Regions from separate parts of the Homo sapiens genome. Here region 1 is linked to region 2. Evidence: chromatin contacts called from ENCODE Hi-C or POLR2A ChIA-PET data. All regions are on one chromosome and are shown on one strand. The core of a region is the stretch at or near the end of the contact, and the rest is flanking DNA. Distances in the headings are between cores, read along the strand shown. Region 1 holds the start of DDRGK1 (DDRGK domain containing 1). Region 2 overlaps UBOX5 (U-box domain containing 5).

Region 1 (4,328 bases), core at 1,829-4,328, 87 kb before region 2:
CTCCCTAAGTGCTGGGATTACAGGCATCAGCCACTGTGTTTTGTTGTTGTTGTTGTTGTTGTTTTGAGATGGAGTCTTGCTCTTGTCGCCCAGGCTTGAGTGCAGTGGCACGATCTCGGCTCACTTCAACCTCCGACTCCCGGGTTCAAGGGATTCTCCTGCCTCAGCCTCCTGAGTAGCTGGGATTACAGACATGCACCACCACACCCAGTGAATTTTTGTACTTTTAGTAGAGGTGGGGTTTCACCATATTGACCAGGCTGGTCTCAAACTCCTGACCTCAGGAGATCCCTCCACCTCAGCCTCCCAAAGTGCTGAGATTACAGGCTTGAGCCACGGTGCCCAGCCTCACCTCTCATTCTTAAATCCCAGCTCCTGGTACATAGTAGGTGTTCTGTAATGTAAGATAACTAGCTTGGGCACAGTGGATCACTTGATCCCAGGAGTTCAAGACAAGCCTAGACAACATGGTGAAACCCAGTCTCTACAAAAAATACAAAAAATTAGTTGGGCTTGGGGGCACACACCTGTAGTCACAGCTGTTTAGGAGGCTGAGGTGGGAGGATCACCTGAGCCTGGGAAGTCGAGGCTGCAGTGAGCCAAGAGTGCCACTGTACTCTAGCCTGGGTGATGTGAGTGAGACCCTGTCTCAAAAAACCAACAAACAAAAAGATCACAACTGACATCTATAATTACAAGTCCATAGATAACTTTCTTTTTCATTCTTTTATTTATTTATTTTTTTTGAGATGGAGTCTTGCTCTGTTGCCCAGGCTGAAGTACAGTGGTGTGGTCCCGGCTCACTGCAACCTCTGCATATTGGGTTCGAGCAGTTCTCCCACCTCAGCCTCCTGAGTAGCTGGGACTCCAGGCATGCACCACCATGCCTGGTTAATTTTTGTATCTTTCTTCTTCTTTTTTTTTTTTTTTTGAGACAGTCTCACTCTGTCGCCCAGGCTGGAGTGCAGTGGCGCGATCTCAGCTCACTGCAAGCTCCGCCTCCCGGGTCCCCACCATTCTCCTGCCTCAGCCTCCCAAGTAGCTGGGACTACAGGCGCCCACCACCACGCCTGGCTAATTTTTTTGTATTTTTAGTAGAGACGGGGTTTCACCGTGTTAGCCAGGATGGTTTTGATCTCCTGACCTCGTGATCCGCCTGCCTCAGCCTCCCGAAGTGCTGGGATTATGGGCATGAGCCACCACACCCGGCTAATTTTGTATTTTTAGTAGAGATGGGGTTTCTCCATGTTGGTCAGGCTGGTCTCAAATTCCCGACCTCAGGTGATCCACCCACCTCGACCTCCCAAAGTGTTGGTTGGGATTGTAGGCGTGAGCCACGGTGCCCAGCTTTTTTTTTTTTTTTTTTTTTTTTGAGACTGAGTCTCACTCTGTTGCCCAGGCTGGAGTGCAATAGTGTGATCTCGGCTCACTGCAACCTCTGCCTCCCGGCTTCGAGAGATTCTCCTGCCTCAGCCTCCCAAGTAGCTGGGATTACAGGCACCCACCACCACGCCAAGCTAATTTTGTATTTTTAGTAGAGACAGGGTTTCACTGTGTTTGTCAGGCTGGTCTCAAACTCCTGAGTTCAGGTGATCCACCCACCTCAGCCTCCCAAAGTGCTGGGATTACAGGTGTGAGCCACCTCGCCCAGCCCATATTTTTTCTTTTTCTTTTTCTTTCTTTCTTTCTTTTTTTTTTTTTTTTGAGACAGAGTCTTGCTCTGTCGCTCAGGCTGGTGTGCAGTGGTGCAATCTTGGCTCACTGCAACGTCCGCCCCCTGGGTTCAAGTGATTCTCCTGCCTCAGCCTCCCGAGTAGCTGGGATTACAGGCATGTGCCACCACGCCCCACTCATTGTTTGTATTTTTAGTAGAGACAGGATTTCATCACGTCAGCTAGGCTGGTTTTGAACACTTGACCTGAAGTGATCCGCCCACCTCGGCCTCCCAAAGTGCTAGGATTACAGGGGAGAGCCACCTCATCTGGCCCGTATTTTTTCAAATCCCTTTCTCACCATTGTTCATTGGTCCTGAATTTATTTTTATTTATTTTTATTTTCTGAGACAGGGTCTCACTCTATCACCCAGGCTGGAGTGCACTGGCATGATCATGGCTCACTGCAGCCTCGACCTCCCTGGGCTCAGGTGATCTTCCCACCTCATCTTCCCAAGTACCTGGAATCACAGGTGCATGCCACCACACCTGGCTAATTTTTGTATTTTGTAGAGACAGGGTTTCATCATGTTGCCCAGGCTGGTCTTGAACTCCTAGGCTCACCTCTACCTAGACTTCCCAAAGTATTGGGTTAACAGACGAGCCTCTGTGCCTGGCTCCTGAAATAAATCTTTACTTCTGTTATCATGTATACAAAAAGCTTAATAAATTCCAGTACTGCCCTCCCCTCCCCTCCCCTTCCCCTCAAAAGAAAGAAAGAAAGAAAGAAATTCAGTGTCACAGATACAGCAAAACCCCAACCCGCTTCCCTCCTCCTAGAGGTAATCGCTATCCTGAAGTTGGTGTGCATCAGTCCCAAGCCTCTTTTCGTACTTTTTCCACGGTTGTTTCCATAAACACTATGTGGGATTGTTTAGTGATTTTTAAAACATATATAGTCCGGGCGCGGTGGCTCACGCCTGTAATCCCAGCACTTTGGGAGGCCAAGGTGGGTGGATCACAAGGTCAGGAGTTCGAGACCAGCCTGGCCAACACGGTGAAACCCCCATCTCTACTAAAAATACAAAAATTAGCCGGGCGTGGTGGCGGGCGCCTGTAATCCCAGCTACTCGGGAGTCTGAGGCAGGAGAATCGCTTGAACCTGGGAGGTGGAGGTTGCAGTGAGCCGAGATCGCACCACCGCACTCCAGCCTGTGCGACAGAGACTCCGTCTCAAAAAAAAAAAACATACATAGATGTTTTCTACTGGACATACCGTCTGCTATAATTTCCTCTTAACATTGTGGGTTTCTTTACACCCCCCAAACTCATTTTAATGTCTGACATTAAAGCCTCTCTGTGATGTGCCGCTGGGCGGGGCTCCGAGTAGTGGGCGGAGTCTAGATTGGGAAATAGGGGCGGGGCCTATGAGATCCCGGCCTCAGGGTGGACGCAGTGGTTCTGCACTGAGGCCCTCGTCATGGTGGCGCCTGTGTGGTACTTGGTAGCGGCGGCTCTGCTAGTCGGCTTTATCCTCTTCCTGACTCGCAGCCGGGGCCGGGCGGCATCAGGTAGGAGATGCCGCTGCACCAGGGTTGGTGGTACCGGGTTTTCTGGCCTTCTGAGCCTTTGTGGACCGTCGCGCCGCGGCTCCTGCGCGTGCGCACCTGGGCGGGCGGGACGCATGCGCGTCCGTGCGCTAGTCGTGTGCCGGGTGGGGCTTCCGCAGTGCCCTACCTGGAATCGGTGGCCGCGCCGCTACCCCTTTCTCTCGACTCCAAGCCAGAGTCTGGCCTCATCCCTCTCTTCACCCCCGGGAACTCCATACCTCCAAAGGCCTGAGGCCCTGGCCGGCGCACACTCCCATCCGTCACCGTCGGGGCCCTTTCCCTCTGCACCTGTTAGGGAGGCCGCAGGGGTTTTCCATTCCTCCCAGCCTGGCTCCAGAGCAGGTGCCAGGAAGGGGGCATCTGAATATTTTCTGCCTGTCCCCCACGAGCTGGAGAAGCGCGAGGCGGCTCCAGGAAATTCCTGAAGCTCTCTCCCTTCCCGCCAAGGAGAGGGCCCACTCTCCCTCCCCAATCCGCTCCCCGATCAGAAGGCCATGTCATTGGCCAGGGCACAGAACAGATACACCCATCCTCCCTCTTTCCCCCCATTTCTGGTCAGCGGGCGGGTTTGTATATGTGTTTTCCTGCTCCCTGGGCCCACAAGCTACCTCTGAGCACCTGCGCGCTCCCAGGAGCGGAAGGGACACGCTGAGGGAAGGCGGAGATCCAGCAGGTCTTCCCGGGGGAGGCTCGGCCACCGCCGGGAAGTGTACTCTCTGGCTGGGGAGCCAGATAAAACCACAGGTGGTGTTAGGCGAGAAATCAGTGGATTCCTGCAGGGGGTACTCGATGAGAGCTGGGGACATCAGGATAGGGGCCTCCTGACAGGCCAGCTGGAAAGGTGGAGCCGGGAGGGGAGAGGAGTATTCACACAGGCCCGAGGGAAGGGCTGAGCCCCCGCCTGGGACCAAGCTGTGGGCCTGGTGGAAAAGGCCTTGCCAGTCAGACTGAGAAGTCGGGGCCTTGTGCTGTGGGCAGCAGGCCGCTAAGCAGAGGAGGTGAGGCTTCCGGGCTGCCGCTCCTCCTGCCATGGGCCGGGCTGGGCTTATAGGCAGCATTGTCATTT
Region 2 (4,906 bases), core at 2,240-4,739:
TGATCCCTTCTTCCATTGTTCTGCCCTCTCAGAAAAGGAAGATAGAGCAGGCTGAACATGTCCCAGACAGTAACTTTGGTGTAAATGCTTCCTGTTTTTCTGCCACAAGCCCTTTGGTCTTACCCACTACCTCAGAGCACACTGCTAAGAAAATGAAAGCCACCAATGAGCCCAGCCTGACACATATGGACTGCTCGACAGGTAATTCAGCATCCTGTGTCCGCAGCCAGGCTCATCCATCTCCTTCCCAGGAGCTCTCAGCTCTGCTGCCCTTTGCTTTGTGCTTGGCCAGCTTACATTCCCGAGGCTGTGCCTGTGCTGCCTCCTTCCCGTTTCCCATCCTGGGGCCCCTCAGCTTTGTCTTCAGACCAGGGACAACCTGGAGCCTTGGAGGGGTTCCATGTGTTCTCGTCTATTCTCATCTGTTCCGAGGCTTCAGTCTGCGTGTTTCGCTCCTCTGTTGGTGATGGTCCCATGGGCACTGTTGCCTTCCTTGGGGTCCCTTTATGTGCCCTGGCCTGGTCAACACTTTTTCCTGGGCTTGAAGCCTCTGGTCAGAGCTGCTGGGAGGAAAGATACCAGTCCCTCAAAGCAGAGAATCTCTTCTGGTGCCTTCTTTGTGTTACTCATGTGACAGTGGGCTCCTCTGGGTGTTATTTCTAACCGTCACAGAGGTACAAGGATATATTGCATGGAGGTTCTCTGTGCGCCCCCCTCACCATGTGGCATGAGGACACAGAAAAGGAAAAAGGACTAGGTCTGTGGGCCTTCCTTTCAGGAGAGGGTTACTGAAGAGAAAAGCCACACTGAAGAGGGTGCACTCAGTAAATGTGTGGACAAATTGCAATATTCTCTTTGTGTTTTTTTCTGTTTTTCTTCTTTATTGCATTTGGCAGGATCCACCAGGTAAAATTGCAACAATCTTTTTTTTTTTTTTTTGAGATGGAGTCTCGCTGTGTCGCCCAGGCTGGAGTGCGGTGGCATGATCTCGGCTCACTGCAAGCTCTGCCTTCCGGGTTCACACCATTCTCCTGCCTCAGCCTCCCGAGTAGCTGGGATTAGGCGCCCGCCACCACGCCTGGCTAAGTTTTTGTATTTTTAGTAAAGACGGGGTTTCACCTTGTTAGCTAGGATGGTCTCAATCTCCTGACCTTGTGATCCACCCACCTTGGCCTCCCAAAGTGCCGGGATTACAGATGTAAGCCACTGCACTCGACTTCTGTTTTTTTTTTTTTTTTTGAGATGGAGTCTCGCTCTGTCACCAGGCTGGAGTGCAGTGGCGTGATATTGGCTCACTGCAACCTCCGCCTCCCAGGTTCAAGTGATTCTCCTGCCTCAGCCTCTGGAGTAGCTGGGATTACAGACGCGCGCCACCACGCCCAGCTAATTTTTGTATTTTTAGTAGAGAAGGGGTTTCACCATGGTGCCCGGGATGGTCTCAACCTGTTAACCTCGTGATCCACCTGCCTCGGCTTCCTAAAGTGCTGGGATCTGCAAGCCACTGTGCCTGGCCTGCAACATTCTTGAGTATGAGATTTAAGGATCCTGGCTTCCTGCCTCTTCCCTGGGGCATTGCCAGTGATTTCTAGGGCCGGTGATGCTGCTCTCTCCTGAGGTGAGCAGCCCTGGTTCACTGGGTGACCTCTGCAGCTGAATGTGTTCAGTGTGAATACCTCAGGGCAAGCTGGATGTTGGATCTTAGGCTGAGATAGATGTTTTTTTGTTGTTGTTGAGATGGAGCCTCACTCTGTTACCCAGGCTGGAGTGCAATGGCGCAATCTCGTCTCACTGCAGCCTCCGCCTCGCAGCTTCAAGCAATTCTCCTGCCTCAGCCTCCCAAGTAGCTGGGATTACAGGCATGTACCACCACACCGGCTAATTTTTTGTATTTTTAGTAAAGACAGGTTTTCACCATGTTGGCCAGGTTGGTCTCGAACTCCTGACCTCAGGTGATTCGCCCACCTCAGCCTCCCAGAGTGCTAGGATTACAGGTATAAGCCACCGCGCCTGGCCTGAGATAGATGTTTTTATCATGTTAAAGAAGTATTGGTTATCTATTGCTAGGTAACAAATTACCCCAAAACTTACTGGCTTACAGCAACAAACATTCATTGTCTCATAACTTCTGTGGATCACAAATCCCAGCGTAACTTGGCTGGATTCTCTGCTTCAGGGTCTTCCAAGTCTGCCATCAAACTGGTGGCTGAGGCTGTGGTCATCTCAAGGATCAACTGGGGAAGCATTTACTTCTAGTCTCACCCACATCATTGTTGCAAGATTCAGCTCGTTGATGCATTGTTGGACTGAGGCCTCACTTGCTGGTTGGCTGTTGGCCCAAGGCTGCCCTCGGTTCCTTGCCTTGTGGGCCTCTCCATAGGGCAGTGTACTGTGTGGGAGCTGTGCGTTCCAGAGAGAGTGCACAGACGAGGGAAATCCATCTTTTAGAATGTAATCTTGAAAGTCACACTCCTCACTTCTATTGTATTCTTATTTTTCCCAAGGTATTTGTTAATTGCTTATTTATAATATTAAGAGAAATGATTTCTTAGCCTCCATCTTCATATTTCTTAGTTCGAGAACACAGATCAGTGACAAACTTCTGTGTAATTCAACCTAAATAATTCCTTCCTTCCTTCCTTTTTTTTTGAGATGGAGTCTCACTGTGTCACTCAGGGTAGAGTGCAGTGGTGTGATCTCGGCTCACTTCAATCTCTGCCTCCCGGGTTCAAGCAATTCTCATGCCTCAGCCTCTGGAATAGCTGGGACTATAGGTGCGTGCCAACACGCCTGGCTGATTTTTTTTCTTTTTTTTTGAGACGGAGTCTCGCTCTGTCGCCCAGGCTGGAGTGCAGTGGCGCGATCTTGGCTCACTGCCAGCTCCGCCTCCCTGGTTCACGCCATTCTCCTGCCTCAGCCTCCTGAGTAGCTGGGACTACAGGCGCCCGCCAGCACACCTGGCTAATTTTTTTAATACTTTTAGTAGAGACGGGGTTTCACTGTGTTAGCCAGGATGGTCTTGATCTCCTGACCTCATGATCCACCCACCTCGGCCTCCCAAAGTGCTGGGATTACAGGTGTGAGCCACTACACCTGGCTGATTTTTGTATTTTTATGAGGCAGAGTCTCACTCTGTCACCCAGGCTGGAGTGCAATAGCACAATCTTGGCTCACTGCAACCTCTGCCTCCTGGTCTAAGCAATTCTCCTGCCTCAGCCTCCAGAGTAGTTGGGATTACAGGTGCCCACAACCGTGCCCAGCTAATTTTTGTATTTTTAGTATAGACTGGGTTTTGTCATGTTGGCCAAGCTGATCTTGAACTCCTGACCTCAGGTTATCTACCTGCCTCAGCCTCCCAAAGTGCTGGGATTACAGGCATGAGCGATAGTGCCCGGCCTGTTAATGGTTTCTTTTTGTTTTGTTTTTTTGGAAACAGTCTCCCTCTGTCGCCCAGGCTGGAGTGCAGCAGTGACGCAATCTCTGCTCACTGCGACCTCTGCTGCTGGGATTTAAGTGATTCTCCTGCCTCGGTAGCCAAGACTACAGGCGCACAGCACCATACTGGCTAATTTTTTTTATTTTTATTTTTATTTTTTGAGACAGAGTCTCATTCTGTCGCCCTGGCTGGAGTGCAGTGTCGCAATCTCTGCTCACTGCAACCTCCGCCTCCCGGATTCAAGTGATTTTCCTGCCTCAGCCTCCTGATTAGCTGAGATTACAGGCGCTCGCCACCATGCCTGGCTAATTTTTGTATTTGTAGTAGAGATGGGGTTTCGCCATGTTGGCCAGGCTGGTCTTGAACTCCTGACCTCAGGTGATCTGCCTGCCTCAGCCTCCCAAAGTGCTGGGATTACAAGTGTGAGCCACCACGCCCAGCCCTGTTATTTATTTATTTATCTATATAGTGACGGAGTCTCGCTCTGTCGCCCGGGCTGGAGTGCACTTGTGCGATCTTGGCTCACTGCAACCTCTGCCTCCTGGATTCTAGCAATTCTCCTGCTTCTGCCTCCTGAGTAGCTGGGACTACAGGCACATGCCGCCACACCCGGCTAATTTTTCGTATTTTATTAGAGACGGTGTTTCACCATGTTGCCCAGGCTGGTCACAAACTCCTGAGCTCAGGCAATCCACCCGCCTTGGCCTCCCAAAACTCTGGGATTACAGGCATGAGCTACAGCGCCTGGCCCCTGTTAATAGATTTTAATGGTTCTGTTTGCTAGTGTTAGGATTTTTGTATTCATTAGTGGGGTTGGACTGTAGTGTGTGTGTGTGTGTGTGTGTGTGTGTGTGTGTGTGTGTGCCATCTTTGGTCAGGTGTCATTGATGATTTTTTTGTTCCATAGAAAGAATTTAGAATTTTTTCTTTTCTGTGCTGTGGAACAATTGAATAGTATTGGAATACCCACTCTGCCTGTCTAGTAGAAGTCCTTGTGATTGTCAGTGCTTGGTGCTTGTGGAGGGTAGCTCTTTGACACGTTTCCTTTTTTTTTTTGAGATGGAGTCTCGCTCTGTCACCCAGGCTGGAGTGCAGTAGTGTGATTATGGCTCACTGCAACCTCTGCCTCCTGAGTTCAAGCGAATCTCCTGCCTCAGCTTCCCGAGTAGCTGGGATTACAGGCACGCACTACTACGCCTGGCTAATTTTTGTATTTTCAGTAGAGACAGGATTTCGCCATGTTGACCAGGCTGGTCTTGAACTCCTGACTTCAGGCGATCTGCCTGTCTCAGCCTCCCAAAGTGCTGGGATTACAGGTGTGAGCCACTGTGCCTGGCCTGGCAACCTTTTCTTTTTCCTTATGGAAATTATTCTGTTTAGGTTGATCATTCTTTTAGTTTCCTATGTTCTTCTAAAAGACTATGCAAATACTATGCTTAACGTTTATTTCTGTGTCTTTGGTTTTAAGAGTAA

The links. Hi-C counts contacts between places; a loop is a spot of excess contacts on that map. ChIA-PET counts read pairs that join two places held with the same protein, here RNA polymerase II (POLR2A). Pooled maps may share reads with other maps.
Region 1: a loop to region 2 is called in a map of dorsolateral prefrontal cortex, with 2.0 times the contacts of the local background. The contact joins the promoter of DDRGK1 here to the enhancer-like site in region 2. A Hi-C loop is called at or near these places in 8 of 168 maps with a recorded cell type or tissue (CD4-positive, alpha-beta T cell, CD8-positive, alpha-beta T cell, HepG2 and 3 more), 1 of 37 single-sample maps with no recorded cell type and 25 of 50 pooled maps. POLR2A ChIA-PET finds 5 or more read pairs at or near these places in 10 of 52 experiments (HEK293, OCI-LY7, RWPE1 and 6 more).

The regions. Positions count from the first base shown.
Region 1 is chr20:3,203,432-3,207,759 of GRCh38, reverse strand. It overlaps DDRGK1 (DDRGK domain containing 1), which reads left to right and starts at 3,078. Exons shown (of 9, transcript NM_023935.3): 1 at 3,078-3,223. The coding sequence starts at 3,133. It also overlaps a transcript of ITPA not described here. RefSeq lists an enhancer at 3,167-3,386.
Region 2 is chr20:3,116,679-3,121,584 of GRCh38, reverse strand. It overlaps UBOX5 (U-box domain containing 5), which reads left to right. Exons shown (of 5, transcript NM_014948.4): 3 at 1-201. The region is part of intron 5 of UBOX5-AS1 (UBOX5 antisense RNA 1); the gene reads right to left. Among named protein-coding and RNA genes, the nearest start is that of UBOX5-AS1, 12 kb to the right of the region's middle. Within about 2 kb of position 3,489, at least 8 of the 41 ENCODE cell types and tissues checked have a DNase peak (open chromatin) inside an H3K27ac peak, as active enhancers do; they include dorsolateral prefrontal cortex, where a contact is called at or near this core.